7 separate regions of the Mus musculus genome follow, and regions 1, 2, 3, 4, 5 and 7 are each linked to region 6. Evidence: chromatin loops called from intact Hi-C (ENCODE). Cell type or tissue: heart. All regions are shown on one strand. Each heading gives the region's core, and the rest is flanking DNA. Links, peaks and the distances in the headings are about the cores only. Region 1 holds the start of Ap1ar (adaptor-related protein complex 1 associated regulatory protein). Region 2 overlaps Egf (epidermal growth factor). Region 3 holds the start of Gm40150 (a long non-coding RNA gene). Region 4 holds the start of Rpl34 (ribosomal protein L34). Region 5 holds the start of Elovl6 (ELOVL family member 6, elongation of long chain fatty acids (yeast)). Region 6 holds the start of Gar1 (GAR1 ribonucleoprotein). Region 7 holds the start of Ostc (oligosaccharyltransferase complex subunit (non-catalytic)).

What was found. Hi-C counts contacts between places; a loop is a spot of excess contacts. Peaks named below come from ENCODE experiments on the same cell type or tissue, not always from the same donor. Only the 100,000 strongest peaks of a DNase experiment are listed, where the experiment ranks them.
Region 1: it touches region 6 in a loop (8-fold over the local background); 2 of 42 quality-filtered maps call a loop at or near these places.
Region 2: a loop joins it to region 6, with 4 times the contacts of the local background. A loop is called at or near these places in 6 of 42 quality-filtered maps.
Region 3: a loop joins it to region 6, with 5 times the contacts of the local background. A loop is called at or near these places in 5 of 42 quality-filtered maps.
Region 4: a loop joins it to region 6, with 15 times the contacts of the local background. A loop is called at or near these places in 3 of 42 quality-filtered maps.
Region 5: a loop joins it to region 6, with 2.3 times the contacts of the local background. A loop is called at or near these places in 4 of 42 quality-filtered maps.
Region 7: a loop joins it to region 6, with 4 times the contacts of the local background. A loop is called at or near these places in 8 of 42 quality-filtered maps.

What each region holds. Positions count from the first base shown.
Region 1 is chr3:127,835,568-127,839,942 of GRCm38, reverse strand. It overlaps Ap1ar (adaptor-related protein complex 1 associated regulatory protein), which reads left to right and starts at 2,420. Exons shown (of 10, transcript NM_145964.3): 1 at 2,420-2,794. The coding sequence starts at 2,718. Gm43653 (a long non-coding RNA gene) reads right to left here and starts at 2,446. Exons shown (of 2, transcript XR_003954551.1): 1 at 1,760-2,446; 2 at 1-1,077. In heart, for the core only: a CTCF peak has its summit at 2,326; a DNase peak (open chromatin) is centred at 2,382; H3K4me3 peaks cover 2,468 bases; H3K27ac peaks cover 1,942 bases.
Region 2 is chr3:129,723,058-129,727,432 of GRCm38, reverse strand. Egf (epidermal growth factor) reads left to right here. Exons shown (of 24, transcript NM_010113.4): 6 at 2,193-2,318; 7 at 4,041-4,163. Among named protein-coding and RNA genes, the nearest start is that of 6330410L21Rik, 29 kb to the left of the region's middle. In heart, for the core only: no CTCF peak of the experiment used is centred there; a DNase peak (open chromatin) is centred at 2,282; H3K4me3 peaks cover 1,307 bases; H3K27ac peaks cover 1,819 bases.
Region 3 is chr3:129,902,800-129,907,174 of GRCm38, reverse strand. It overlaps Casp6 (caspase 6), which reads right to left. Exons shown (of 7, transcript NM_009811.4): 2 at 1,668-1,709; 3 at 1,123-1,272; 4 at 698-774. The coding sequence starts at 1,696. Gm40150 (a long non-coding RNA gene) reads right to left here and starts at 690. Exons shown (of 2, transcript XR_867638.1): 1 at 49-690. In heart, for the core only: no CTCF peak of the experiment used is centred there; no DNase peak of the experiment used is centred there; H3K4me3 peaks cover 343 bases; H3K27ac peaks cover 267 bases.
Region 4 is chr3:130,727,184-130,731,558 of GRCm38, reverse strand. Rpl34 (ribosomal protein L34) reads left to right here and starts at 1,161. Exons shown (of 5, transcript NM_001005859.3): 1 at 1,161-1,241; 2 at 2,257-2,330; 3 at 2,409-2,508; 4 at 2,708-2,811. The coding sequence starts at 2,266. In heart, for the core only: a CTCF peak has its summit at 2,035; a DNase peak (open chromatin) is centred at 1,138; H3K4me3 peaks cover 2,890 bases; H3K27ac peaks cover 1,773 bases.
Region 5 is chr3:129,531,265-129,535,639 of GRCm38, reverse strand. It overlaps Elovl6 (ELOVL family member 6, elongation of long chain fatty acids (yeast)), which reads right to left and starts at 3,254. Exons shown (of 5, transcript NM_130450.2): 1 at 3,145-3,254; 2 at 2,872-2,992. The coding sequence starts at 2,960. Gm35986 (predicted gene, 35986) reads left to right here and starts at 3,252. Exons shown (of 3, transcript NR_153368.1): 1 at 3,252-3,383. In heart, for the core only: a CTCF peak has its summit at 1,836; DNase peaks (open chromatin) are centred at 1,739 and 3,279; H3K4me3 peaks cover 3,703 bases; H3K27ac peaks cover 3,835 bases.
Region 6 is chr3:129,828,891-129,833,265 of GRCm38, reverse strand. Gar1 (GAR1 ribonucleoprotein) reads left to right here and starts at 1,870. Exons shown (of 7, transcript NM_026578.3): 1 at 1,870-2,148; 2 at 2,413-2,671; 3 at 3,775-3,929; 4 at 4,302-4,361. The coding sequence starts at 2,425. In heart, for the core only: no CTCF peak of the experiment used is centred there; a DNase peak (open chromatin) is centred at 1,955; H3K4me3 peaks cover 2,684 bases; H3K27ac peaks cover 2,002 bases.
Region 7 is chr3:130,707,235-130,711,609 of GRCm38, reverse strand. It overlaps Ostc (oligosaccharyltransferase complex subunit (non-catalytic)), which reads left to right and starts at 2,166. Exons shown (of 4, transcript NM_025509.3): 1 at 2,166-2,373. The coding sequence starts at 2,235. In heart, for the core only: no CTCF peak of the experiment used is centred there; DNase peaks (open chromatin) are centred at 1,899 and 2,199; H3K4me3 peaks cover 2,642 bases; H3K27ac peaks cover 2,073 bases.

The sequences.
Region 1 (4,375 bases), core at 265-4,264, 2.0 Mb after region 6:
TTGCAGACCTTTTAAGTTGGCCAGCGAATGACTTATTATTGTAAGTTGCTTAGATTTGCTTAGTGAAGTTTGTTGTTTAAAGGTTTATTCACCTACATTGATTTTATAGACCATTCATATCCTAAGACCTGACTTAACCAGTAATATAGTATTTGTTTTTCACAGAGGTTTCTGAGAGCACCCATGAGAAGTGCCCTGTCAAGTCTGCAGCTGTAATTCCTTAAGCTTTGGGGGTTTTTGTTTGTTTTGTTTTGTTTTTTGTTTTGTTTGTTTGTTTTGAGACAGTGTTTCACAATGTAACTCTGGATGACCCGGAATTCTAGGAATCCGCAGACCTAAAAATCTCAGAGGTCTGCCTGGTTCTGCCTCCTGACTGCTGGAGTTAAAGGCATGCACCATCATGTCCAGCCCATTTCTTAAGCTTAAATGAGCAATTATCAAGGTGTCACATGAAGTTTCAAGAAATAATACAGAGGGGCTGGAGAGATGGGTCAGGGGACATGAGCTGGGTCCCTACTACCTACATCTGGTGACTTATAACCAATTCCAGCCTGTGTTGATCCAATGCCTTTTTTCTGGCCTCTATGGGCATCTGTATGCATGCTCGTGTGGGCGAGTGCACACACACACACACACACACACACACACACACACACACAGACCTTTTTAAAAGAAGTAAGATAATGTATTATTTATTATTATCACCATTATATCTTACATTACTTTCCCTCAATAGTAGTGTCTGACAAAGCCACAGGACAGTACCACAAACTCGGGCATGATGATATCCATAGAGCCCAAATACAGACTTTCTACCATGGATCCACTTCTTATCCCCTGGGAGCCCTTTGCTGTGCTTGTCATTTGTATCACTTTGCCTTTTTAAAACGTTCCTGTAAGTGTAGTTGTGCAATATGTAAGCTTTACAGACTTTAGTTTAGCATCAGTTTCTGCAGACTCATTCACTCAAGGCATGTTCATCAACACTGGGTAGTATCTACAGGCTGTGTGCACCAGCTTCCTTACGCACTTATAGTTCCATTTCCAAGGCTACATTATTATTATTGATTTCAGGTACTGGAAGAGAGGAGGAAAATGCAGTGACAATTTAGGAAACCATTAAGCCATTTCACTGGCATCCAATGAGCAGTGGGGCTTGTCCACTTGAATACCAAAGAGTCAAGTTCACTAAGTGCTAAGACTGAAATCATGGCTGGCCTTGATGCTAAGAACCAACAAAATGAGTAGTTGAAAGAATGTTTTCCTAGTAGTACTGTTTTCTTTTCTTTTTTTTTTTTCAATGTCACCATTTCACTCACACTAAAGTGGGTTAAAATTGTAATATATGGTATCAGTGGAGCATGTTATCCACAGAACTGGGCATTTGTGAAACAACTATGCCTTGGATCCAGTTGGGTTAGACAGGGTTTCATTACATAGACATGGCTGGCCAGGATCTGGCTCTGTAGATCAGGCCGGCCTCCAACTCCCAGGCATACTTCTGCCTTCTGCTTTTAAAGCTACCTGGTGTCTGAAAGGGGGTTTTTAGGGTGGCATTTGAGAACATGGACCTTTACCCCAGCCTTGCTCTTCTTAACTTGGAATTAGAATATTATATTTGAATTAGAAATGGCTTGTTCTCCCGAAAACCCAAGACCTTTTGCTGACTTCTTCTGGTTCTCCTCTTCTCCACCTGAAATTACTTTTAATTTAAAAAATAAAAAATAAAAATACAGGGTCTCACACAGTCCGGACTGACCTCCAACTTAATGTGTATCTGAGGTTGACTTTGAATTTATGACTCTGCTTCCATCTCTCAAGTGCTGTTGACTGCAGATTTTTCCACCACACTTCTACCAACCGAGCTACATGCCCAAGCTGGAACTTTTCGTTTTTAATAAAAGAAAATCCGCCTAGGAGTGCACAGTGTCTCTCCAGTCCGCTGGCAGTATAACGAGAATAAGCTGCTCCGCAAACGAGAATATTTTAAGAATTAAAACAAAACAAAACAAAATAAAACAAAAAGCCTCTTAGTGTGTTCTAAGTAACGGCAGTGAGTCCCTCCTCTCTGCCTCTAGCTCTGGTGCCATCCTGGAGCGCACTCGTTGGGTGACTTCCGACCCGCTGCTGCAGAAGGGGAGGCTCGTGCGCTCTAGGTACAAAGTTCGAAGGCTAAGCTTGCGCTCGAGCATGCGCTGCATGATCCCCACTGCTTGACAGCGGGCGACGAAGGCGCCAGAAGTGGCGTAGAGAGAGAGAGAGAGAGAGAGAGCAGATCCCCGTCTAGGATCAGGTTCAGCACACAGCACCTACAACCGAGAACAGCGCCTCCTGCCCGGCGCTGCCAGCCAAGCCGGAATCCAGCGGAAATGACGCCCGCGCCAGCCGCCGGAAGCGGTAGCCGCCAGAAACGTGTCCAATGGGAGCCCGGGAGCGGCAGGGGGCGTGGCGGCGCGGGCCTCCCGCGGCTGCCGGGGCGGTGACGGGCGCGGGCGGCCGGGCGGGTGGCGAGCGGGCCATGCGGACGGCTGGAGACCCGGGACCCCACGGCCCTGCGCTCGTCCCTCGCGCCGCGGTAGCCCGGAGCCCGCGGGCCTAGCGGCGGCCTTTGTTCCCGGCGTCGCCGTCTGCCGAGCTCCGGCCGGCGCGGATGCAGCTGCTCCGCCTGGGCTCGCGCTCGGGGCAGGAGGAGGAGCGGCGGCTCCGGGCGGCATGCGATGGGGAACTGCTGCTGGACGCAATGCTTCGGGCTGCTCCGCCGGGAAGCGGGTCGGCTGCAGCGAGCGGGCGGAGGGTAAGCGGCAGCGCAGGCCCGGGATGCCCGGGATGCGCGGCCGGGGATCGGCGGTGGTGGTGGTGCCCGCCGCCCCCGTGCAGGCTCCCTGTCCCTGAGGACTTACCTCGGGAGGTACGATCTCCTGTAAGCACCCGGCACTGCCTCCTGGACACACCCTGCTTTGACTTAACGCCAAAGCTTCTGTCTCTGTGTTTGGTCTTCCTTTTGGGCCTTGACAGAACAGGTGAAAATCTGGCCCCAAGGTTGATGCCCCAGGTGCATTTTAAATAGAAGTCACTTCTGCTCCAGGCTCTGGTGAACTCTTAGGTAAAGAGCTGCAGGATCGCAGTGCACACTGGCCATTGAAGCGACTGGTGCGGCTGTATGCGAATCCTTTCATAGCAATAACTTAGAATTTTGGAGAGGAATACCATGCTGTGATTGCTACCCTTATGCTCGATAATCTAACCAAAATGTCACCGAGCAGCACGTCTCTTGTGAGGAAAGTGGGATATGCTTCAGATTTTTCTATCCAATAGCAAAATTGTGTGATTACTGTTGTACCTTTATTTCCTAGAATAGTGAAAAAACAAAACAAAACAAAAAACCCGGGGGCACATAGCATTGATGTTGATTTTATTATTCCTAAGCATTTTTCGGGAATTAAAACCTAGAATCAAAAAATCTAAGCCAGCCAATCTAACTAAAGAACATATCTGTTTTGAACTTTCTTAAGCATGGTGCCCAATTTTCAGCCAATAGCTTTGTATTGGGAAGCTTTCAGCCCACACAAACTGGAACCAAGTGATTTGTAATTCGAATCTTTGGGTCATGAGTGCATTATAAAATGATTCACTAATTAAGCAGTGTGTCAAAGTAGTGAAGGTGTTACTCTATGCGTCCCTAGAATGGGAGGGGATGGACTTAAAACATTTCTACTTAGTTTGGTATTTTGATTTTCCTGATTTCTGTACTTTACTTTGACAGCTGTTGTGCATTGTGATCCAAAATCATGTTATTCCAAGTACTTCGTGAGTGAACTCGTTTGTGAAGCTATGGAAAGGGGCTCATGGAAGAACTGGACATTACAACATCTTTGACTTTATTATCATTCCTTGGAAGGCTTAACAGTCAAACTCTGGGAGGGAGTGCTTTGAATTCTGCGGTAGACAATGTTTTTGTATTTGACTTTGGAGTACATTACCCGGGTTCTGTAAGAACCTTGGGTATTTTTTTTTTTAACAGTGATTTTACAAATGATATCTTCATTACACACTATTCATTAAAATTGCGGGTTCTCCTGGCTCAGCCCAGGCTTGGCAGCATAGGAGAGGCTAGCAGGGTGAGATCACGTGAGGCATGTGATCCTTGTAGATATGTTGTAGTGCTTGATCGAGAGTCTGTACTTTGTCTTTGGCTGACTCCTTGAGTGAGTCCTAGGGGTTGTGGATGCTGATGCCGAAGACCATGTGATCTGTGTCAGTCCTGTTTCTTGGCATCTATAAGCATAGGCTTCAACAGTTCCCTTACTTGAATCTTCCCATAAACTTACCGTTTGGTATCAGTCTTAACAGTTCTAGCAGCTTCCTGGAAGCATGT
Region 2 (4,375 bases), core at 153-4,152, 110 kb after region 6:
TTATTAGAGGCCTTTTATTTTTAACTTTGCTTGACAGTTAATTTCCTCCTCCTCCTCCTCTTCTTCTTCCTCCTCCTCTTCCTCCTCCTCACAATCCTCCTCCTTCTCCCCCTCTCTCTTTCCTTTTGACAAGGACTTGTACCCCAGACTGGTTTTAAACTTACTACATAGCTGAAGATGAACTGCAACTATTCTCCTTCTGCCTCTGCCTTCTGGGTACAGATTATAAGCGTATACTGCTGTGTGCTGTGCCCAGTGTTGTGCTGTGCTGGGGATTAAGCCCAGGGCTTTCTGCAAGTTAGGCAAGAACGCCACCAGCGATCTACACCCTCAGCCCCCTAATTTTGCTTGTATCCTAATTTTTGAAAGCTTAAGTGAAGCACAGAAATATGAATAATATGTGTGTATAACTGACATAAAACCACAGAGAATAAACAAAATTTTAGAATTAATCTCCAAAATAGCACCCACTGCAACTCAACATATCCAATAAGTGTTGTTGAAATTGTATTGCTTGTTGGCAAGATTGTGCATTTAATTATTTGAAAGAATAAATTAGAAATATTTAAGAATATAAGACAGATTAGTTAAAAGTAGTTACCTGCAACTGACATGTGGTACACTAGGCTAGAGTTTCTAAAAGTATATTTTGAATACTGTGGCATCAGAATCCCTCTAGATTCTGTAATAGGTAGACACCTGGGGTTCCCTTTTCTATGTGTCTTTGAATAAAGATGTATGAATGCACAGGAGGTCACTGGCTTAGGCTGAGTGCAAACCTGCCCTAGATCCTGGACAGACCCAACTGTAAATGATGTTCCACGTGACCGATTGTTTATCTAACCTGAGCAATCAGGAGAGAGACCAGAGATAGCCAAGTCCCCCACAGTTCAATTTCCCCAGCAGTCGCGCTGTTTTAACTCCGACAAGGGGAGTCCCTGATGCCACCCAAGCTGTTCTTCACATTGCCATTTCCCCCTTCCACTAAGGCCAGTTGTTGGGCCTCCCGCAGCACAGTACCTCTGGAGGCTTAGATTCACTGCTGCTCGATTTATGGATTGATAATAAAAGACGAAGAAGTCATTTAGCTAAATTCATTCAAATTTGATCTTTTGACAATGCCGAATTTTTTTTTTTTTTTGAAAGATAGGGTCTCGCTAGACACACTCTTATCTTTGCTTCCGACTCCAGCGTGCTGGGGTTAAAGGTCCATGTCTCCACACCCACCCCCAATCTTCAGTCTTTACCTTCATCTCTTCCCAGGTCTCTAGCATTCTGGAAAAAAAAATTCACTCACCCATAGGCTTACTTCTGTACTTCTAAAGCACTTTACAGAAGTTCTGAAGCTCTTTACAAAGGGTCTACGATTAAAATTGGTCAAATGTTGGAGGGAGCAAGATGGACAAAGTTCTTGTTAACCTTTTGAAAAGGTTGCATGATACCGTTGTTCATTCTTGACATTTGGGTCTGAAAAGTCAAATTACCATACAAGCCACGATTCATCACAGTGAATTTAACCTAAGCCTCAGTTTATGGGTAATAAGCACACGTAACAGTAGTACTCAGTTAAACGTGACTTAACCCAACTCTGGCTAATTTGCCCCAAGCATCCGGTTCAGTGAGTATACTTTACACTTCCCCTGGGATATGTCATGACACATTGGATGCCAGCAGCAGTAAAATGCAATATTCAGAAGTGAGGCATATGCCAATAGTATGAAGTATGAAACCTGCTTCTTTAAATAATGACCATAAAACCAGTCAAGTATCAGACCTGAGGTGTATTTCAGTCAAGAAAAACACATTGTTAGGTTTGAGGTTTTTAAACTCTTAAAGATATAGTATGCATAGTTTTAATATATAAATGTAAAGCAAAATGAAGGCTCTGATAAGCTATGCTCATTTTGCAAACTAAATACCATCTCCAGCTAATTAGGATGCCCTGCCCTGCCCCTGAGCGACAGCAGGAGCCTTACGATTAGGCAAATAAGAGGCTTGACCACTATTGGGTGGGAGGGAGGGAGATCCTGATTGGAGCAGAGCGAGGCTGTAGCGGCACCGCTGTGACGTCACTGCGAGGTTAGCCCCACCCCCAGCTCCGCTGTAATCAGTGAGTTCTCTCATGGCCCTCTGTCAAAAAAAAAACAAACCGCATTTCCATTTGCTCTGAAGTAAACACTCTTCTGTTTTAGACCCCGAACTTCTCAAACAGAGGGGAAGACCATGCCGCTTCGGTCTCTGTGAGCGAGACCCCAAGTCCCACTCGAGCGCATGCGCTGAGGGCTACACGTTAAGCCGAGACCGGAAGTACTGCGAAGGTAATGTGCGCATGCGCCAGAAGCTGTCCTTTTGACAAGTGGCAGGAGGTCCGCTAGAGAAGTGCGTGTGTCTGTCTGTGGCCTGTATTGTGGGGGCTGGGGGGTGTCCAGGGCCTCCAAGAAGAACAGACTTCAATCTTCTCCCTCCTTTGCTCGCTCCCTCCCTCCCTTCCTTCTTTCCCCAGAAGAGAACTTTTTCTTCTGTTTTAATTTCTATTATACTCTCGAGTTTTGTTTTTGTTTTGTAGACTTTTGTTGCTAGATGCAAACCATTAGGCAGTTGCTGAGGGGCTGATAACAGGCCAAGATTTTCTTTAGTTTTTTTAAAAGATTTATTATTTTTTTTATATTGTTTGTACGAGAGCCTGCATGCATGTTTGTGCATCACGTGCATGCCTGGTGCCCGTGGAGCCTAGAAGAGAGCATGGAATCCCCTGGACTTGTAATTAAGAATGTGAGCCACACAATGTGGATACTCACACAGTGTGGGTACTAGGAACCGAACTCAGGTCCTCTGTAAGAGCAGCAATTGCTTTTTAACCTCTGAGCCATCTCTTCAACTGAGCCATTGGTTTCTGGGTTTCTGAGTGGGCAGTCAACACCTCTCTCTCTCTCCCTTCCTCCCTCCTTCCCTTCTCCCTCTTTCCCCCTCCCCCTCCCTCTCTTCCCCTTCTCTCTTTTATTTTGACTGTGCAAAATATCAGGATGAGCAATTTCTTTTCTTAAATTTTCACCAGATTTGAGAGTATTCCATACTTATCTAACCACACATGAGATCTAGAGAGAACCCCAGGAAACGGAATCCAGCTTATCTAGACCTCCTCCTGTTTGGAAATTCCTGGTCCACTGTAATCAGCTCTGGAGCCCTGGAGAAGTAACTTGCTTTTTAGAAGGCGCAGTGGTATACACATTCAACAGTCCCTTGCTTATGCCCAGTCAGCTGATGCTGAGGAAGCAGAGGACTGAAGCCTGACATGTCAGTCAGAGCAGAGTTGTTGAGAAGTGTCCCTCCTGAGGAGGGGAAAGACCAAAAGCAAAACAGGAAATATCCTAAAGTGGCTAAAATATTCTAACCCCAGCTTCAATGGTAGGACTGCAGTTCAAGGGCAGCCTGGGCTTCCTAGTGAGTTCAAGCCAGCTGTGGAGGCATAGGGAGACCCTTTCTCCAACAGAGAAGGGGGAGAGAGACAGGTAGCTCAGTGACAGATGATAGAGTGCTTGCTTAACACACATAAGACCCTCAGATCAATTCTCAGAGTCACAAAAAGGAGTTCCTAGCTTTCTAGAGGATTTCATCTTAACTTTTTTTTTTTAAGATTTATTTTATGTATGTGTCAGGCACACCAGAAGAGGGCATCAGATCCCATTAGAGATGGTTGTGAGCCACCATGTGGTTTCTGGGAATTGAACTCAGGCCTTTGGAGGAACAGTTAGTGTTCTTAAACTGCTGAGCCATCTCTCCAGTCCCTGTCTTAACTTTTTAGCAAAGGATAAATCCTGTCTAAAACTGTGAGAAAGTGGTCTCTAGGTAACTCTGGGCTGATAGAAAGGACTCCTGTGAGCACTGAACTGATTTCTGTCGCCCTCTCTGAGGGTTGGAGAGAGAACCCTCCCATGGCGATCTGCAGTGGAAGCAAGCATGAGATGCCCTACTGTGTGTCAGTTCGGGATCTCACAATTCATTTTCAAGGGTACTCATGGGTGGCTGTTGTCCTTGTGCAGATGTCAATGAATGTGCCACTCAGAATCACGGCTGTACTCTTGGGTGTGAAAACACCCCTGGATCCTATCACTGCACATGCCCCACAGGATTTGTTCTGCTTCCTGATGGGAAACAATGTCACGGTAAGCCGCAGCAAGTCAGTACTGCGTTCTTTTATTTTCACTAATGTCCCTAAAGTGGCTATGATCTGAGTGGGTGGTCTTCGGTTAGCAGTGTGCATCAAACTTAACTGGGGGTTATATTTCACTTTGCTTTATAATACAGCTAGTTGAAGCTGGACATTGTGGTATGAGTTGTCGTTCCAGCACTCTGAAGGTAGAGGTAGGAGAATCCC
Region 3 (4,375 bases), core at 231-4,230, 74 kb before region 6:
CATTCTCTCCCTGAAAGTGCAGCCTTTAGCTTCACGCAACTCTCTCACCTGTCATCCTCACACAACATGAACATAGAAGGCAGACTCTCTGGGAAGAGGAGGGAGACCAGCTGGAGTGGAGATGAGGGAACAGATGATAAAGAGTAAATATGGTCAAAAATGCACAATGCACTTGGAACATGAATGTCACTATGAAACCTGCTTTATACAGTGACTATTTGGTATTTTCAGAATTATTTTTTAAAGATCCATGTGACTTTGGTAATACATTAAAATATTCTTTGAATAAGCAGACTTCCCTACAGTAGACCAAAAACCTATAAGCAACCATGCAACAGCTGCCTCTGTGGCTGCACCCTGTGTCATACCAGACTCTCAAGAGCTTCCGGGAGAGCCGAGACCCCATGTCCTCCAAAGCTAATGAGAAAAGCAGGAAACCTAGTAAACAGCCAGTTTCAATTATAACTATTTTCAATTTAATTAAAGGAAAGCACAAAATGATAGTGCAAAGAGCAATAACAAGCCGTTATTGCTGAAGGCTCAAAGCATGCAGGGAGGACTGACTCTAAATTGCATTATCATAAGAAAACCTACTGCTTGATGCTGCAACAGATCACAGACCCAGGTAATCAGATCTACAGACAGATAGCATCAAATACCCATCCCACCAGAGACCTTAAAGAGCAAGGCTACCTACCCTCGTGAATTTTGAGCAGGAGTTCTTCTGCTCTGAGGTCGTTAAAGCATTTCACTTCAAATCCTAGATCTGAAAACCTGGTGACACAATGAACTCAGAATTAGCTTGTGAGTATTTCCGGGCTATCCGAGACCCTTACCTCCTTGAGGAATTCCATGCCTATTTTTAAGACATACAAAAAAAACCGACCATGGCAATTCCCTTGATCATCTGCCCTGTGAAAGGGCTTAGCAGTGACAAGAGCCAATTCAATGATGACTCTTACCATCTACTGCAGACCTTAGTGACAAGGAAAACCCAGAGGTTTGTTTGTGTTAGCCTCATGCATGCTAAGCACATGCTGGGTCCCAGGGAGGCTCTCAATCCACCATCAATGCTAAATTACGATTAGCTAGCACTTAGGTGTATCATGATGCCAGAGTTACCTGCGAGTCAGGTTGTCTCTGTCTGCGTTGGTGCCCCGCCTCTCTGGGAGGGTCAGGTGCCAAAAGAACCTCTCGTGATTGAAGATGAGGGCAACTCCTCTCCTCTTGTGGTCCATCTTGTACTGCTCGGCTGGATCGAACACTTCCCTACTAATGAAGAGTTAAAAAACCCAACAATCACTCCAGGCCCTTTGCCGAGGAGGTTCTCCACGGCCTAATGCAGTTCCTGGCTGTGGCGACCCCCACCCACCCGGCAAGTTATATTTGTTGCTACTTTGTAACTGTAATTTTGCTACTCTTATGAGCTGTAATGAAACTATTTGTGGTTTCCAAAGGCCTTAGGTGACCCCTGAGAAAGTTGACTCCTGTGAAAGTCTTTTGACCCCACAGGGGTCATTACCCACAGATGAGAATTACCACTCTAACCAAACCTACATCTCAGCTCCCCAAATGCTAAACATCACTGAACCTTATAAGATGTCATTATGTAAGATGGTTGTGACCAAGAACAGAAAGGCTTTTTTACAAGACAAGAACATCTTTACCTTTTGTAGAAGCCATCGGTTTCTGTCATGTTTTACTTTCACCTATTAGGAAAACAAAGTTGTTGTTTGTTAACTTCATTTTTTTTTTTTTTTGAGACAAGATTTTATTATGTAGCCCTGGATGGTCTGGAACTCTCTATGTAAACCTGGATGGCCTCTAACTCACAGAAACCGCGTGCCTTGGCCTCCTGAGGGCTGAGATTAAAGGTGTGTGCCACCACACCTTCCTCATTTATTTTACTTTCAACGAAAGTGCAGCAAAGGTGCTCCGCCCCTCAGACCCCAGACCTCTAAGACTCACGGGAAAAAGGGGGAGGTATCCTATGAGTAAATCAACTACAGCGACATTCTGCTCCTCTGGCTTTCAAAATAATAAATGATAAGCAGAAATGGAGACATTCTTATCCGAACACGTGTGCCTTGAGTTAAACAATTCTGTGGTTATAGTTTGAGGGAAACACAGTTGCTTTGGTGTACAGAGCAGGAGCGGAATCATATAGGGGAACTGAGTCCACTCTGTGGTTTACAGTGTTTCCAGCACATGAAATCTACTTAACTGGAAGAGGGCAAGGCCTGCATTGCAAGGCTCAGATTTTGGTTTTCTGAGTCACCTATTTCCAATGAAGACACTGTTAAGGGATCCCTGACTCACTACTGACACCTCACAGCCCTCTGAGCCACCCTTCATTGCATCCTTCCCTACTCTGGGGAGCGCTATCTGACAGGCCTCTCTGTGTTGATCCAGTTGCTCAATGTACACAACGCAGTGTGTTGGTCACTAGCCACCTGTGGCTACGGAGCACCTGAGATGTAACAAGTCCAACAGAGCAGCACAACTTTATTATCACCTCAGTGTCGTTCAGGGAGGCCTCACAGTCATGGGCTCAATGCATTTGTTCCTCCTGGCTCAGCATGTGGAGTAGCTCAGACAGGAAGCACTCACCACCTGGCCCAGCTCCCAATGCCAGTAAATGTAAAGAGACACATTCAGGGCTGGAGAGATGGCTCAGAGGTTAAAAGTACTGACTCCTGAGTTCAATTCCCAGCAACCACATGGTGGCTCACAACCAGCTGTAAGGGGGGATCCAATGCCACCTTCTGAAGACAGCTACAGTGCACTGACATTCATAAAATAAATAAATCTTAAAAAAGAAAAAGAAAAAAGAAAGAGGCACATTCAACAGATGGCATCTGTACTGTCATTGGTTCAATAATCTGTTCTCCTTTGGTTAGTTACCAAATTAAAGGGAGGTGAGAGTTATGGACAAAGAAGAAGGCTAACAGGATACAACTTTGGCAGGGGTCTTTGACGTGGAGTCGATTATTCCCCGCCCCCCGCCTTAAACAGACTTGTTCTAACCTCATGTCAATAGAGCAAAACCACAGCCACCCTGGCGGTGAGGCTGAGTGGGGAGGCGGCTCAGTCCCCTTTAGCCTAGAGTTCACCCAGGCAGCACCATTTCTCAGTGAAGAGTCCAGTCGGGCATTTCCTTGTCCAATAGGTGCTAAGTAGGTTTCCTCCGTCTGCCTCAGAATTGCCAGTGAGTGTTAGAAGGCTGACTCCTGGGTCATGGTGGCTACTGAGACCTACAGAGCCAGAATCCAGGAAGGGACTGCCAACCTGCCTTTGTAGCAAGGCACCTGAGAGCTGCCAAAGTGGCAAGAATGCCAGCCACAGCTTGCCAAGTCCCTTGAAAGCCTTGAAGACCAACTCTGCTCTTCCTATCCAATGAGAAGCTTCAGTGTGGGTTGTCTCACACATCTCCCTCAGCCTAGTCAGGGCCTAAGTAACTGTTCAAGATCTATTAAAAATAACATCCAGTTTCAAGGCTGTCAAATTCACGCCCTCACTAAGGGTTTGTTTAATGTAAAGCTGGGGTCTTTTAATAAAGTTTTGACATGTATTTGTGTATGTGTGGGAGCTGGCAGACACACGCCACAGCTCTGTGGAAGTCAGGTGACAACCTGCAGAAGCAGGTTCCTCTTTCCATAATACGGTCCCAGGTCCCAGGGTTGGTGGCAAGTGCCTTTACCTGCTAAGATCTCTTGCCAGCACTCAACAGTTTTAATATATACTTAATATATGTGTAGGGAAATTACAATAGATAGCCAAGATATCTGTCTTAATTGGGGATTTCATTGATGTAATGAAACACCATGACCAAAAAGGAGTTGGGGAGGAAAGGATTTATTTGGCTTATGCTTCCATGTTCATCGCGAAAGGAAGTCAGGACAGGAACTCAAACAAGGCCGAAATCTGGAGGCAGGAGCTGATGCAGAGGCCGTGGAGGCAGATGGTTTACTGGCTTGCTCAGCCTGCTTTCTTTTAGAGAGAACCCTGGACCACAAGCCCAGTGATGGCCGAACCACAGTGGGCTGGGCCCTCCCACACTGATCACTAACTAAGAGAAAGCCTTACAGGCTTGCCTACAGCCTGATCTTATTGGGCACTTTCTTAACTGAGGCTCCCTCTTCCCAGATGACTTTAGTTTGTGTCAAGTTGACATAAGACTACCCAGCACAACACGGATGCAGGCTTCTCAAGAGAGTCTTGCCTTAGCAAGGGTTCAAAAGCAACGTACCCCAGACTGGCCTCAAATTCACATTCCTTTTGCCGCAGTCTTCAGAGCCTGGCTCACAGCAAAGCAGCTTCAAAGCGTATATGGCACAGCATTTCCCCAAGAGCTGTTCTGTGTTATCTACGCTGA
Region 4 (4,375 bases), core at 173-4,172, 900 kb before region 6:
TTTTTTTTTTTTTTTTTTTTTTTGCTTTTTCGAGACAGGGTTTCTCTGTGTAGCCCTGGATGTCCTGGAACTCACTCTGTAGACCAGGCTGGCTGGCCTTGAACTCAGAAATCTGCCTGCCTCTGCCTCCCAAGTGCTGGGATTAAAGGCGTGCGCCACCACTGCCCGGCTTAATTTGATGATCTTGCCTTGGCATGTCTTCATTTAAAAATGAATAAGGAAATGTATTCATTCATTTATTCAAAACTAGGTTTGTCTCTCTACACCAGCCTTTATCCAACGCCTAAAACAGAGACTGGAGAGATTCCACAGTGGGAAGAACAGAGACCGCAGGCGCATGCATACGGACAGCTATTTGAGAGAGACCCGAGGAAAGGATATAGTCAGAGCGGTTTACCTAGTTTCTTGACAAAGATGGCAGTGATAATGGGCTCTTCTTTCAAGTCCAAGGAAGGTGTTCATTACTTTTGACAACATGATGAAAAACAAGGACCCATAGTGTAAACGTTCACATAGACATTTGGAGGTCGCTGACTCCCTCTGGTCCTCCTCTTCATCTTGCAGACAAAACTTTACCATCCAGGCAAAGTCTCAAATAGTCGTTTGCACACAATCATAAATTAACCACCCTTTATAGCGTTCTTGCTCTCTGTAAGACTTGCAGGTTAAGTGCTTTAACTTTGGGAGATCTTTTGATCAGAGCGCCACAGGGGTATTTAATATCTTCCTTTTAGAGACTTGCGGACTTGCCCAAAGTGAGATAGCTAGTAATTAGCAAATGCTTGGTTAAAAGTCTGTAAAGTGTGTGCTCTGGCTGAAAAACAGAAGAGGCCGGGAAGCAGAAGGGCCCGGGCTACCTTATGTACAGGACGCCATAAAGATTTTAAACCAGGTCTAATTACCCTAGGATAAAGGCATCGTGGCCCTTGTTTTCTCTTATGGAAGTGGGGACGCCTCCTCTGTCACTCGCTTTTGCTCCCACCAGGGACCCTACACCTAACTTCTCACGTGACGTTCCTACCGGGGCTAGAAAACGCACCCGCCTACGGAAGCCGCACTACACATCCGCCGCTCAACGCGGCGCCATCCACACAGGTTCCCCGCGTCCGCTTCCGTACAACATGGCGGCGCGCTCGCTGACGCGCCGCCTTCCCTGACGTACTTCCTGTCCGGCGCCGTCACACTTGACCCCTGAACTCACCCGCCCCTTCCTTTTCCTCTTCCGGGGACGGTGCTCAGAGGTATGGTGGCCTTCTTCTGCTCTGTGTTTTTTTACCGTTTACGATCCGTAGCCATCCGAGGCGTCAGGCGGGCGGGACGCCCTTGGGGTCGGGACTGTCGCTGGGGTCGGTGGTGAGGGACGAGGAGAGGTGCGTACCGGCCGAGGCCTCGGCTCGTAGACTCGGGAAGCCCGAGATCAAACCCGGCTTCCGAAGCGGTGAGTGGCCGGAGCTGCGCGCACCCTGGCCGTCGGCTACGGCGAGCGAGAGACCGAGTCGTGGTCGTGAAGCGCAGAGCGAGCGGAGCGCGGCCTCCGGCTGCTCCCCTGGTGCTGTCTGCCATGGTGGCTAGTCAGCGAGCGGGACGCGGCGGCGGCGGCTGGCTTGGTTAGGAAGATACGAATCAAGCAGTGGCGGCTCAGGGTCCTTAGCACTGGTCCGGGTCGCGCTTGGCGTTTGGGCTCCTTTTACGTAAAGTGGGTGTTGGGAAGGTGTGGAAGACAGGTCACCTGTAGCGCTTATTAATCAACTCCAGCCATTCGTCCCAGGGCTTGAGATTTAAACGAAGTCGCCTGTGTGTGAAGCTCTCGGGTAGAATGTTTGTCTGGCACGTTGACGGTCTGGAGTCCAAAATGCAGCATCGCTGCTGCGGGCTGGAGAGTCCTTTAGTAGCTGGTCTGCTAAGGAACGAACGAAGTTGGATTTGAAACAGCACGAAACCCGGCCCTAGTAGTAAACAAGACTTCTCCAGGACGCTGTTTTGGGACAAGACCTAGATTGTCATGACGCCTTACCAGCTGCCGCCACTGGGGTAGTTCGGTGTCTTCATCCTACTGGTAGCTGTATAAATTAGGGGGGAATACTGTCTTAGAGCCCAGGAGCTCTTCATCTCTAGTTTAAATGTGGGATTCTTTAGAACCGGGCCTTTGTAAGAGCACGGTGTGAATGAGTGTGTATATGAATGTAAGATATTTTATGTGGTGACGCTTTGGCCTTTATTATGGTGAAAGGTGATTGTGTTCTCTCTAAATTGTAGGCACTCAGGATGGTCCAGCGTTTGACATACCGCCGTAGGCTTTCCTACAACACAGCCTCTAACAAAACTAGGCTGTAAGTATCTGCAAGTTTGAAATAACTTTCAAATCGCTTTCTCTAGTATGCTGAGCTACTTACAATCTCCCTTCCTAGGTCTCGAACCCCTGGCAACAGGATTGTTTACCTCTACACCAAGAAGGTTGGGAAAGCACCTAAATCTGCATGTGGCGTGTGCCCAGGCAGACTTCGAGGGGTGAGTGTCCTTTTGATAGAGTTTTAATCCCTCAGTAGGCGGACTTGATATCTCTAGTCCGAAGTAGCCAATGTGAGAAATGACCAAAATGGCTTCCCAGTAAAAGCAGACTTCCCTTTGTAACCCAGTTCCCAGTTACTAGGAAATAAATGTCTTTCTCCTTGAGCATCTTAAGGTAATCACGGTCTTTGTTCTACAGGTTCGTGCTGTGCGGCCCAAAGTCCTTATGAGACTGTCTAAGACACAGAAGCACGTCAGCAGGGCCTATGGCGGCTCCATGTGTGCCAAGTGTGTCCGTGACAGGTGAGTGAGTGAGGGCCGAGGCAAGCTGGGTGTTTGTCACACGGCATGTGAGCTTGGAGTCGCCCCTTGACACCTGCTAGGTGCTCCTGTTGTGTCAGAATTTGGGGGTGTCTTTAAAGTAGCTTTGGTTTACAGAGAGCAGACAGGAAAGAGATGCTGAGTTAGTGTTTGATCGCTCGTAGGCAGCTGGGGAGGAGACGGTCTTGGAGGGTTAGGGAACAGTGTTGGTTTGGGTGGCTGATTGAGGAGGTGACAGACAAAGGTAGAAAAGATTGTGAAGGGCTTTAGTCTTGGATGGTAGAACCAGGTGACTCGAAGCAAAACTGAGGGTCCGGCTTGACAAGATGAAGGTCTGGGATATACAGATGCTTTTAGGCAGCAAGCCCTTGCCTTACTGGCCTAGAGAGGGTTTGGTGGTTTAAATCTTTTGGAATCTGGGAAGAGTGCAAGGATGGTTGTGGCTTATTTGCAGAGCACCAGATAACATTTCAGAACTTCTGGGTGGACTTTCTGGCTAGGTGGGGTTGTTTAGGGGGGAAACCAGCACTTCCAGTTTCATACTCATAGTTAGTACAGTGCAGTGCTCAGTGTCTAAGGGGAGAATTCAGAAGCCGGGCTGGACTCTGGTTTGTTTGGTAGTTTTACAGAATGCTCTGACCAAGTGGGTTTTTTGTTTTGTGTCTTGACAACAATAATCTGCCTGCCCTGTTTGTGGTAGTTGTTCACTAAAAGGAGGAAGGCCTAGTACCTTAATACAGGCACGGGGCAGATGTTCTAATGCAGGCCATCTGGACTCATAACATAGAGCAGAGAAATGTCATGCAGTTGTAGAAGCTGGGCTGGCATTTGAGGCCAAACCTGAATGATGCAAACGGAAAAGATTTCCAGGCTCTGGTGTTTGACCTTAAGGTGGTGACTTTTGAGCTACGGGGATTTGCTTGGCATATTTGATTCATCCCCTACAGAATCTAGATTTGGGCCTAACAAGATGGGGGGAGGCAGAGGCAGGCGGATTTCTGAGTTTGAGGCCAGCCTGGTCTACAAAGTGAGTTCCAGGACAGCCAGCAGCCAAGACTATACAAAGAAACCCCGTCTCGAAAAAAAAAGAGATGGTGTCCTTGTCTTTAACACTAACACACAACACACACACACGTTCCAGTTCACAGCTGGTAGCTAGGTTTTATGGAAAATAATAAAGTGAATAAAACATTTCAATAATATGTCCTGGATCCTGGTGCAAGAAATAACGTTAGTCAGAAACTATTTAAGTGATGGTCTTGTCTTGGGTGTTGTCTGTTAAGTTTCTATTACTGTGATAACTGTGACCAGAGGTGACTTGGGGTGGATGTTATTTTGCACTTGGAGGTGCTAGTCCCATCACTGAGGGAAGTCAGGGCAGGAGCTGAAGCAGAGGCCATGGGGAATGCTGCTTGCTGGCTTGTTCTCCTTGGCCTTCTCAGACTGCCTTCCTAAAGCACACATTCAAGGCCCAGTGTGGTGCTGCGCACAGGCCAATCTTGGAGGCATTTCCTGATTGATGGTCCCTCTTCCTGTATGACTCTAG
Region 5 (4,375 bases), core at 84-4,083, 300 kb after region 6:
TACCAACTCCTTATTCCAAGTGCTCCTAAATGAGGCTAGTTCCTATATACAGACTACTGTAATGTAAGGACCCGTGCCTGGCTCCCCCAACCCCCACCTCGACCCCAGCGGTGGTCAGAGGCCCTGGCAACTCAGCTTACTAGAGATTTGTTACAATTAGCAACTTTGTTTAGACTAGGTCTAGCAGATTTTAAAGAACAGTTACAAATAGGTTCTCAAAAGACAGGGCACACAGGCTTCTATACTTGATTTCTTCCAGAAGCTATTTCAAACCATTCTAAGTGACAAGGACAGGTGAAGGTGAGACTTGATGGTTCTGGAGCCCCTCAACTCCCCTCGCAAGAGGGTATATATAAGCCTTTATGATGGGATTCCTGTCTAATGACATGAGAAGAGAACCTTCATTACGACCAAGACATTTTGGTTGCGGAGAGCGGGTGGGAAAGTTCTGAAATCAGGCTCCAAGAGAACTAGAATCGTGAAGTGAAAAGGGACAGTGGCTAAGATCAGCACGGACGAGATGTAATAAGCTTATCCACTGTAATAAGCTATCCAAAACTATAAAGCCAACGATCAAAAGACGGGAAGAACATCCATTCTACAGTGTGACTAGAACAGCGTTCAAAACGCAAGCCAAGCATGCTGAATCCAGACACGGATATGAGCAGGTTGTGTTGGCGGTCAAATGAGCGTTTTAATCGCTGGACCTTGTAAGCATCTGCCTTGTACAAAGTAAGATTTTGCAAAATGCTTTGCAAAATCAAGACCAGAAAAAAAAAAAAAAAAAGACCAGAAAAGGTTCATCACATCAGCCCACGATGTGCTAGGAGCCACCTTTAAAATAAGAAATAAGGAAAATAAGATAATGAAAATACATTGTCAGGAAGAACATAAGTACTGTTCAGGAGTTAATAGTGGCCAAAGAATAACAAGGGAAAAGAAATTCATGGATTTGGGATATTTTCAGTCCCACGAGGACCAAGGACCTGTCTAGTTCTGACAGAGTGAAAGTCACTTAACTGAGTGTCTGGAGAAAGAGGCGGGAAATGGTCCTGGGGTACCTTAGGAAAAGGGGGTGGGGTGGGGTGGGCAACAAACAGCATGCACTAGGGTGGTGCAGCAGCAGGGCAGACTGAGTGCCATGCGCCTGCAGAGGCTAGGAATGCCTGCTCCGGAATGACAGGCCCAACCGGGATGCAGCAAGCTAGAGACGCGAGCTGCGGGCTACTGGAGGAGGAAGGCAGGAAGGCAGGCTAGAGCCCTGCAAGGGACGGTGACAAATGGTCTCAGAGAAGATCGGAGCCCTAGGTTGGCAGGTTGAGCTCGGGTCACAGCCCCCCCTCCCCCCCAAGCCCCTAACGGGAGGAAGTGCACCGCTAGGACCCCCCGAACGCCAGCCCGAGGGGGCTGGGCTTCCTGCAGCGCTCGGGCCTCCCTATGGCCTCCCCCTTACGGGGCGATCCAGACTCCCCGGGGGTGTAATCGCGCTCGGGACCCAGGCCCGCGTCCTCGGTGTCCAGGAGCACGCCGGCGACCGCACCAGGCTGGCTCTGGGGCTCAGGGCCTCCAGGCAGCCGCCATGCCGCGGCCCGAACTCGCGCGCCCCGGAGTCTCGGCTCCGCCCGGCCGCCGCCGTAAACCGCCCAAGGGCCCAGCTCGCAAGCTGAAGGCCAAGGGTGGGCGCGCTCCCCGCGGGCGAGAAGGGGCGGGAGCAGCAAGCCCGGGATCGGGCTGGAGAAGGCGAACCCCCGGCGGCTGCCACCACCCGCTCCAGCCCGGGAGCGCCGGCGTCTCCGGTTTCCCATTGATGAATGGAGGGAGGGAAGGCAGGTCGCGAGCGCCCTCGCACGCGGCAGCGGAACCTCCCGGAGCCCGGAAGCCCCCCGAGGGCCGGCCGCGGCGCAGAGGGGGTGGGGTGGGGGTGGGGAGATCGAGGGGGCTCGCACTAAACCGGAGGGAAACATCTCCAACCACAGCACGGTCTACGGGAAGGAGGGAGCTCCCTTCTTAAAATACTGCAAGGTGACACCGGATCGCCTCCCACACGGGGATTTTTCAGAAGACTGACCGGAGGAACTCAGTAAACAAGATGTTTTCCCGGATTCGAAGTTCTGGGGAAAGACCTCCGAGACTGCCCTGGCAGGAGCCTTCCAGTACTTAAACTGCTGCTCCACGCGGAGAAGCGTGTCCAAAAGGCGTTTCCTTTACACAGAAACTTAATAATGGCGTGGCTCCACTTGCTCGGGTTCATTCATTTTTATTGCAGTTTTCATTGTCCCCTCCTCCCCGATGTCTTTATGAAACCGGAAAGTAATCTGAGTGGGGAAGGGGTCCTGGACCCTGGGCATCTACGGCTGGAGGCGGCAGTCAAGGGAGGGCAGTAAAGTGGAAGAACTACAAGGAGAAAGGAAGGACACGAGGGATGGGGAGAGGGAAAGGACCAGAGAGAGGCGGGCTGAAGAGGGTTAAAGGGAGCGGAGACCGGGTCCTCCCTCCACTGCCTTGCACGCTCCAGTTGCGGGAGGCCAAGCAGAACCCCCAAATCTAAGCGAAAGCAGGGAGACAACACAGGTGGGATAGCTGGATTGTAACATGCCTCTGTCTCCCGTATATTATTACAGGTACACATATTATATGTTCTATGTTATATAATCTACACAAAGATGCCCGCGTGGCCGCGGCTCACACAGAGCACCCCCCAAACCGCACGCTTCCATGCAGCTTCAGAGTCTCCTGCAGACATGAGACCCTGGAACTCCGCGATCTGCTGGCTACTGCCGGCAATCCATCCGTCGCTCCGCTCACGCTCAGACCAGGAATACCGACATTAATGCACTCCCGGGAATAGTATCTCGCGAAAGCATCACCTACCAGTTTTCCTGCATCCATTGGATGGCTTCGTTCTCGTTGAACTGCTTTTCGAATTCATATTCTTGTAAAGTCAACACTGACATGTTCATTGGGGCTGATCTTCGGAGTCGCTACGTGTTCTCTATACAAAATAAAAAAATCTGTAAAGAGCCTTTTATTTTGAGTGCTCTCCTGTCTGCTTCCCCCTCCCACCCCCCTAGGTATTGCCCCGCCGTCAGTCTCCTGGCCGATCTCTCTCCCAGCCTCTCAGCTACATCCAGGGTTGAGCATTGCCTGCGCCTCTGCTCCCAGCTCCTAGCTCAGGGGCTCTCCTCCCAGCGTCCGCATCCACCGTAGGAGGAAATGAATGCCTTGCGGTCTTAGTGCCCGCACGTTTGTCCATCACGCTTTTTACTCGTCTACAGGGAAATCTCCTCCCCCTCGTGCGATCGGGAAAATTAACCCTTTGCGCGAGAGGGCGCAGAAGAGCAAGACCTCCCATCGCCCTGGGGGATAGTTTTGTTTACAAGAAGGTGGTTGGTGGACTGGGGGAGGGGAGGGAAGGGCGCCAAGAGGGAGGAAGTGGCCTTGAGGTCATACTCAAGCCCATTCGCCACCTCTTGGGCCTCCCTGCCTGGCCTTTGAATGAAGTTTCAGAGTGAGAGGCGCAGCCCTGAGGCGCGTGGACCTGAAAGCTTGGCGAGTAAACAATTGGGAAATAGTAAAATCTGCCAGGTTCTCTGGCATGAGAACTCCAGGCAAATAAATGTGAGGATCACGTCTTGCGATCTAGTCTCCTCACTACCTCGATCCCGCAGCACCCTCTGAGACCACCTCCACCGGGCAGCTTGGGCGCGGATTTACCTTGACCTTAGGGCCAGGTAGCCTTCGGAACTAAGACCACGTGCAGACAGGATGCTGAGGATGAGGACCTGGGAAGTCAAGGTTGACTAGGAGGCAGAAGTTAGGTAGAGGGTTTGGCTACCAGGAGGGGATATTAATGAACAAAGGAAGGGAATTTGGCATACAGAATTAGGCCTACTGATCTAAATACCAAAACTTTATCTATCTGCTTTACTTTAGTTCTGCCTTATTCTTGTGAAATTAGGAAGAAAAGATTAATGTAGGAGAGGGATTTATGTAATGCTAATCCTCCCCCTGGGCTACCAGCTCACAGCAACCATTCCCAAATACTCCTTATTTTTCTGGAGGATGGTATTTTCTAGTCCTAAAAGGAAGAAGGAAGTAAGAGACAATAAGGTACCTAATAATATAATATTTAGATCCAACAAAAGATACTGATCAACACTTATTAGTTTGTTTGTTTGTTTTTTAAATGTTTGTGATTTTCAAGATTGGGTTTTTTTGTTTGTTTGGTTTGGGTTTTTTAGGTGCTTTTGGCTTTTCGAGACATGATTTTTCTGTGTAGCCCTTGTTGCCCTGGAACTGGCTCTGTAAACCAGGCTGGTCTCAGACTCAGAGATCTGCCTGCCTCTGCCTCACTCACAAGTTCTGGGACTAAGGT
Region 6 (4,375 bases), core at 236-4,235:
TAACCTTGACCTTCTTTCTTGTATAGCAAGCATTCTTATCCACTGAGCTATCTCCATAGCCCCATAGGTTCACAGTGAAAACATCACTCTCTATTCAAAAGGGCACTGTATTGCACAGCCGTGTGAATGAACTTAATAGCAGGGAATAATTTAAGAATAATGACGATTTATATTATGTATATTTTGCCATAGTTAAAAAAACTTTCGCAACTATTGTGTGATATAAAGTTTATTGTTCTAGTGTGTACATTCATGCATGTATATGTGTGTATGTAAATTTTATGCAGGGGCTGTGTAAATAGTAAAATTATTTAGAGCATTCCTCCATGGTCAGAATATGGGGCTATTCTAGTGGATGGAAAATGGAGCTATTTCAGGAGAGAGGAAGAGTCTAACAAAGACAAAGAAAACAAGGCAGCAATTCTAGCCTGATGGGGCAGAGGGATGGTAAGTGCACATACTGATTACTAATCATGTAAACGGCTTTAGACACACTGCTAAGGGAAAGTGCAGGGCTATGGGGGAGCTGAGTATGAGACTATACAAAACAGCAATGGTATTAGATTCACTATATCATCAAATGCAGCACAGACGGAAGAAGTTAAGTCAACAAGCATTTATTTAGTCTGGGGCCCAGAATGGGAGATGTTGCCTGTTGTGATGTTTGAGCATCTGAATTCTTAGACTATATTGAGTGATTTGGAGTGGCAATGAAAAAGGGTAGCAGTGTCAAAAGGCTGAACTCAGCTATGACAGTACAAAGGTACTTCACAGGAATCAACAGAAACCCATCAGGTTTGATTAGAGATTGCCACAAGCCTAGAATAGAGGTAGGGATAGTGCTGATTATATGTGTGTGTGTGTGTGTGTGTGTGTATACATATATATATATGGTGTGTATGCATGTAAAATTACATATGTAATTATTACATATATTATAATTCAGTATTTTATAATTGTATGTTCTATATTACATATATTATATTATAAATATAATATATAATTGGATATATATGGTTATAACATCTAAATTTAAAGTACATTTGCCCAATTTTTAAAAATATTTGGAACTGGTGTGTACTTTTTCAAGAAGTTTACAGTTTAGAGTAACTGGCATACTGGAATTATTAATGTTTCTATATCTTTTACAAAGATCTTTCAAAAATCTATTCACAATAATCCTCTGATATGCGGATCAGTCTCTACTTTCTTTCAAATAAAAGGTGATATTGTCAAATGCCAAGAGATGTTTCAGACAATACAGATACAAAAGAAGTCAACCAAATTTAAGAACTAGAGGTCACTTCTTTTGTGATGAGTGAAGTTTTAGTGATGTAAGGAAACCGATGTCGGAGATGAGAGTGTTAAGGAGACGGGAGGTGAGGTGTCATCTATAGATGGGTGCATAGTCTCTCGGAGTTCAAAACGTACTTGATGAAGACATTGAGACCATATTTAAAAATGGTTGCCTTTCTGTCATCTCACACACAAACACACACCCTTTCCTATTTAATAATAACAGAACACGGACACACAGGCAACTTCGACACACACCCTTTCGTATTTAATAATAACAGGACACACACACACACAGAGGCAACTCCGTTGGCGGTGACAGGTTCCGACGTCCTGGGCTGAGCACCGCTTGAGTGGCCAACACTCCGTGGAGCAGAGTCAGGTCGGGACCTTCTCGCAACCCAAGAAGTGACAGAGCCCGGCGAGTAGCACCAACTGCAGCCAGCACGCTTCAGCGACGACACGCCTCACCAGCTGTTAGCACGGAAGGACTCAAACAACTCCGTTTCCAAGGGCAACGCGCCGCCACACTTCCGGAAACGTCGCGTACGGAGGGCGCTGCGATTTTGCGTCACTTCCGCCACCTCTAGCGCGGTGGCCCTTGCGTGGATGAGGTGGGGGCGGGGGGGGGTCACGCTGGACGCTATTGTTTCTCTTCCGGTGCTGTGTGCTCTACTCGGTAAGGCGTTGGGACCGCTGCGTCCGGTAGTGACGGGCCCTTCCTGCAAACCAGCCCTTCCAATTTCTAGTCTGGTAACATTGGACGGCTACGGTGGCCGAGGAGGTTTGAGCGCGCCGGAAGTGTCCCTCCGCGCGCGCGCGCCGGGCTAGGCTGGAGACGCACGTGGCGCGGTGAGTGCGGCGGAGGGCGAGCGAGGGTGAGGGCACCCGCGGGGCGGGATGCGGTGGAGAGGCATGGGATGCGGTGGCGAGCCACGGGTCGTGGGGCTGGGGCGAAGACACCGCTCTCTCTGCGCTCGCCACTTGGCTGTGTGGGCGAGTGGCAGGGCGGCGTTTACTGCTGTCCCCTTCTTGGTGGCCTGAGCGAGGCGGAGGGGACTTAGATAAATGATCGACCCGCGGTGACCGGGAGGAGCGGCCCGTCTATTTCGCCAGGCCGGAGAGAGCATGTCTTTCCGAGGCGGAGGTCGCGGAGGCTTTAATCGCGGTGGTGGAGGCGGAGGCTTCAACCGTGGCGGCGGCAGCAACAACCACTTCCGAGGGGGCGGCGGAGGCGGCGGCGGCAGTTTCAGGGGCGGAGGCGGCGGCGGCGGCGGCAGTTTCAGGGGCGGCGGCCGAGGAGGATTTGGACGAGGGGGCGGTCGTGGAGGCTTTAATAAATTTCAAGATCAAGGGCCTCCAGAACGTGTCGTCTGTAAGTCGTCTTCTGAGCTTAACCTCCTTTGCATTGGGAATAGAATCCGGTTTAAGTTATTAGTGCGTTTGTTGATAAGACTCCGAAAGGCAAGTCGCTTGAGTGCCCTGACACGTATAAGGGACTGATCATGAGAACCGAAATGCAGTGTGGAGGTGAACTTGAGTTGGGACTGAAAAGATGAGACTTAGACAACATTGAGTACCTGGCTCCTTCTAAAGGGCAGAACACTTTTTAGGATTAAGTATGATTCCTTAGTGATATAGTTGAAACACAAAGCCAAGTTTTTAGTTTTCGTAGCTCATATTTTCAGTTACCAGAAAATACCTACAGAATTCACACTCCATAACCATGCAGCCTAGTTTGAACACTCATTCCCTTGCACCCTGCAAAATCATGTTGTAAATAAGTGTGTGTACTATCTTGTGTAGGGCCACATTCATAGTTCCCTGGGTTCCATGCTGCCTGAAGTCTGTGCATTGGACACACGGATGGAGAAGGGATTTCAAAAGAAATATAAGTAGAACTTGGCTGATAGTGAGAAGAAAAGGTTCTAGTTGTTGCTAAGGTTGGGGAGTTAGTTTTGTAGGCGAATGGTATTAATCCTGGGTTACAGAAACAGAGGTGCCTTGTGTTTGCACACTTCCCAGGAAGGGATAATCACTGGTGAAGAAGTGGTAGTGGTGATGAGTTCTGAGAAAGGAGGGAGGGATCAATAAAGCCAGAGTGGTTCACATTTGAGGCTGGGGAGGAAGAAGAGTCAATGGAACGTAGCATTGAATGCAGCTGTAACAGCCATGACAGGGTAACTGGTGGACAGCGAGTGAGCACCATTGTAAGCACCTAGTTTGTTGTTCCTGTTGCTTTAGCATCAGGTGTGGCTGCAGTTAGATGTGACTGGCCTCATTTTACAGTGTACAGACAGAAGGGGAGTCTCTTTTAGGTCCCCTGGTAGTGGCATGCTAACTTGGGACTACAGTGTTGACAGCTGAGCTCTGCCATAGAGGGGATCAGATATGGGGAAAGACAAGTGGCAAAGCCCACTGGATTCCCGAGTTGGTCAGTGTTTGCAGTGGCCTCGTGTCTGTTCTGTGCTGTTTCAGTGTTAGGAGAATTCATGCATCCCTGTGAAGATGACATCGTGTGTAAATGTACCACCGAGGAGAACAAGGTGCCCTACTTCAACGCCCCTGTTTACTTAGAAAACAAAGAGCAAGTCGGGAAAGTGGATGAGATATTTGGACAGCTTAGAGATTTTGTATCCTTTCTGATTGGGTGAGTCAGCAATCTTGTTAAGAATTATCGTGTCCCTTCCTCCCCAGCCAGAAATATCAAAGCAAACTCACTGTTTCATTCAGTGAGATAGCAAAGCTACAGACGAGTCTCACGGAGGAGGATCTGTAGGGAGCGCATCCGTCCATATTTAAAAATGATGCGCCAAGGAGAGATGGCTGTCCTCTGGGTTCTGGGAGTGGTGGCCATTTGAATACGTGCCACCAGATTGTATTGGCTCTTCTGTCTCTTGGGTTTTTGGTTTTGTTTTAATTATTTTAAAGAAAATGCCATTTCTACTTGGAAATTTCTTATAGCTAGGCATTCTTAGTGTCTTTTTCCTTAATTTAATTAATAGTATTTTTCAGTTAAGTTGTCAGAAAACATGAAGGCATCTTCCTTTAAAAAGCTACAGAAGGTGAGTCATACTTA
Region 7 (4,375 bases), core at 251-4,250, 880 kb before region 6:
CAACACGTAGCTAATGGGTCCTACTATGCCAGCTGGTCAAAAGCTCTGAAGATTCAGTAATAAAGCAGACATTGCCCCCGAACTTATGACATCGAGTTTCTGATCATAACAAATATCCACCATCTCTTGGATACAAGCAGACCTATATAACCTATACTATACTATACTATACTATACTGTACTATAACCAGCTAATCCTTGGAGAACACAGCACTGTATTCTTTGGTAGAAAGTAACTGCCATGTTATAACTGGGAACTCTTTAAACTTTTCGAACATAGAATATAACATATTGAACATGCATATTACATACAAACGTTGTTCGTATGTAATTGGTAGTATTTTGGAAAAGGCATAGTCTACAGTTTTATCACACACACGTTTGTTTTTATGTTCCTTTAGACTTTCGTCAGTGCACGATGCCTGAAAAATGCACACATGAATGAGTCAGTTCTCCACGGGCCTCTTTTTCACTCCCGCTATTCTTCATTTCAGACCTGCCCTGAGCATCTCTCCATTTCAGGAAAAATGAACTTCTTTGGCATCACATGTGCTGGTTCCCCAGTATCTCACTATATTGATGCTTCACCAGATATTTATTTAATCTACCCATTTTCAATTTAGTATTTTAAAGTTTTAGAAATAATGACCGTAGTTTAAAAAAAATACTGTCTCTTAAAACTAATGATGTTTCTTCTAATTAAAAACGTTTCAGAGTTTTAACTCAGCCTAGCATATTTGTAGCACTAATTTTGATCCTGGCACCTTTTTAAAAAAGAGAGAGAGAGAAAAAAAAGAAAACCAAAATAATTATGCAGTGAGAAGGATCTGGGCAATGTTACTCCAGCTTTTTATTTATTTATTTTTTTAATGGTTTTTTGAGACAGGGTTTCTCTGTATAGCCTCAGCTGTCCTGGAACTCACTCTGTAGACCAGGCTGTCCTCAAACTCAGAAATCTGTCTGCCTCTGCCTCCCAAGTGCTGGGATTAAAGGTGTGTGCCACCACTGCCCGGCGGTACTCCAGCTTTGTGAGTTAATGAAATACAAGCATGGTATGACACAGCTTGACATGATATCCATATTGTATGTTTTTGAAAAAAAATATATTCATCGCCAGTTCACACTTCATATTTCTGTTGCTTATAGTAAAACTAACAGTAGATGATTTTAGTTCCTTAACTCCTGCTGTGGCTCAAATTTTAAAATCTGAATGGTCCAAGCCACTAACATTTCTACCCCCATTGGCTTGTTATGTTGCTTAAGCTTTTTATCATAGGATACGGGAACGATAAGAGGCACTGCAGCGGAGCTTCTGTATTCCAAAAACATTTCCCCCCTCCTTGCTGTTTTATAATAGCCCGTTATTTCCTTGATTGATCAGGATTACTGTCTCTAGCTAGTAAAGTCCTTTCTTATTTACATTTGATACCTTGGCAGGAAGACACCTGAAGTAGCCAGGTGGCAGGATTTTCCGTTCCAATTTTAGTATTTATGGTGCTGAAGCCGGCGCCCTACTAAGCAGGTAATTAAGGTGAGAAACCAGAATGACTTCAAGATTTTTGGCCTGGGTGATTTTTACTAACTCAGGCGTGACTGAAAATGGTTTAAAGTAATATTTGTTCTGTCACAGTTTGTGGTTGACATGGACTGTGTGGGTTTTATTCATTTATTATTATTATTTTTTATAAAGCCCATACTACTTTGGCAATTACTGCCAATTAGCGTCGCTATACAGCATGAAGAAAAAGCTCAGCGAATTAGAGCTTTTTAAAGCCCCGAGGGGAGACCTCCAATACTAAAAGGGAGCACACATCTAAACTTTCATTCATCCTCCAGCTCTATGAACTTAAGAGTTTCCAGCAGCCAATCAGCTCTCAAGTAGGTGGCGTCAGCAAGTGGGCGGGGCAGTGGGGATGCTAATCTCTCCGCTTCTGTGGCTTGGCCACGTAGGACGCCTTGCAGGTCCTGGAAGGTATATAATAAACAATGATCTCTCAGTAAGAAAAAAGCTTCTAACCCACACTCAAGCCTAAAAACGACCATTATTATTTATTTTTAAATATGTATATTATTTATCAGGTTAGTGCAATTTCTTTCTTTCTACAGTGAATATCTTGTCTCCTTCTGACTTCTACAGACCTGTGGTCCTCGGCTTACGCATGCGCAGTAGGCGGGCGTGTTTCCGGGCGGTGCGGGAGGCTGGAGGCCAGAGGGCTGGCCCTACCGCCGGGGACATGGAGACTCTGTACCGAGTCCCATTCTTAGTGCTCGAATGCCCCAACCTGAAGCTGAAGAAACCGCCCTGGGTGCACATGCCGTCGGCTATGACGGTGTACGCCCTGGTAGTGGTATCTTACTTCCTCATTACCGGAGGTAACTCGGCCGTGATGGGTCGGGTGGGCGCGCAGGCTGCTCGCTCCGGAGGCGCGTGGCCCCCGAGCCGGGCCCCGTAGGCTCACGCCTTTCACTGGAAAGAGATGGTCTCCTCTCTGCCCGCTTTTTCCTTCGAGCGCTGAGTTGGATATAATTGTCAAGTCCAGCTAGTTGTTATTTCTTGCTGTGCATTGTTTGACCAGGGTCTTGGGAACATCATTTTTGAATCACTGTGTTTCCTTGGTTGGTCGAGAGAGTGTGGGACTTTTATTAAACTAATCGTGAGGACCCTGAAATCGTGGAAGAGATCTGATAACCTTTGAGTTTGTTAGTTCAGACCCCAGGGGCTTGGATTGCTTTATGTCAAATCACAGGAATGAGAAGGGAACTTACCGAAGCCACGGTTTTTTTGAGAAATACGTGAGATTGGAATTGAGGCTTGCAAAAAGATGGTGTATCTCAGAGGGCAGAAAATGGGACTCAGAAAATAGAAGGGAAGCAGTGCTTTTTAGATATCTGTCACCAAATCCCTTAAGTGGAAAATGCAGAGGGGTGTGGCTTTGCCTATTGGTGAGTTGGCAGTCCGTCTGCAGGCTCTAGAGCACCCTTTGGAGCGACAGTTCCAGGATGTATCCAGGACTGGGCTTCAGGAATTTAGGAAGTAGTGTACTACTTAATTCAGAAAATTAAAAAGATTTTTGGTTAGCAAAAGTGGTTCAACTTTTTTTAGGGTGTGTGTAGACATATTGCTATTGCTTAACTGCTTTCTGAGGCTACTTGGCATATTTGAAGAGGTAGAAGACAGTATTTAACTGTAGAGTTGGCATTCTACGGAGTGCACATTAACGGAAATGCTAAAGGCCACTTTAAACATTGTTGTTGTTGTTTAAGAAAAAAAAAAAAAAAGACATTACCTGGTGTGTGTGGCGTTAACATTCACTTTTGCTCAGCACAGTGAATCGTGAATATGACACCTAATGCCTTGGGCTTTAAGAACTTAGTGTTCATTCTTGCCAGCTTGTTTCTTGACTTTTGCTTCCTTTGGAGACAGTTTTTGTGAGAAGCCTCAGCTTTCTATTGGGCCACAGTTTTGGTGGTTTTAGAATGGGGTTTGGGGGGAATTTCGCTGCCCCAACCACTGGGTCAAAATGGAAGGGCGCATTTTGTACATTTACCGTTTGGCTTCTGGAATGGCTTCTTCTCAGCATGGCGAGAAGCATGGCAGTCGTGTGCAGGCAGACGTGGTGCTGGGAGAGCTGAAAATTCTAATGGACAGCTTTCTAAAAACTGAGTGTACCTGTACCTAAGCAATGTTGCTGGGAAGGACAGGCGACACTGACTTTCTGTTAACTCAGTGCTGGGATAACAGCAAAGAAAATATAATGACTCTGCCCTCCATAGAAGGTAGTGGAGACATGCTAACTACCGCACAATTGCTTTCTGCTACACAGTAGAGTTTAGAAGCATTGATTTAATTCCAGTATGTTTCCTGGAGAAATGATCTGTTAGTCTGAGTTTGAATGGTTAGAAGGGTCATACTAGAAAAGAAAAAAAAAAAAAGTGTGGACCAACGTGGACCAGGAGACTAGTGAGGTGTTTTGTTCACTTAGACCAGCACTTCTGGCATTTTTCCTCCTATGTGTCCCCATTTTTCCTGACAGATTTTTGCACAACCTTGGGTAAATAGGCATATGTAATAGGTATAAGGTCAAACTTTTACTAGTAAAAGTAACTAGTAAGCTTACTTTACAACAACAATTTGCTAGATACACAATTTATGCTAGTTTTTTCTTATCATGTATACATGTACATATGCATGCATGCCTGCCACTCAGAAGGGGACACTAGATTTCATCATAGATGGTTCAGAGCTACCATGTGGTTTCTGGGAGTTGAACTTAGGACCTCTGAAAGAGCAGTTAATACTCTTAACCTCTGAACCTTCTCTCCAGCCCCTGTTGTGGTATTTTTTAAAGCTGAAAGCAAATTCACATACTAATGA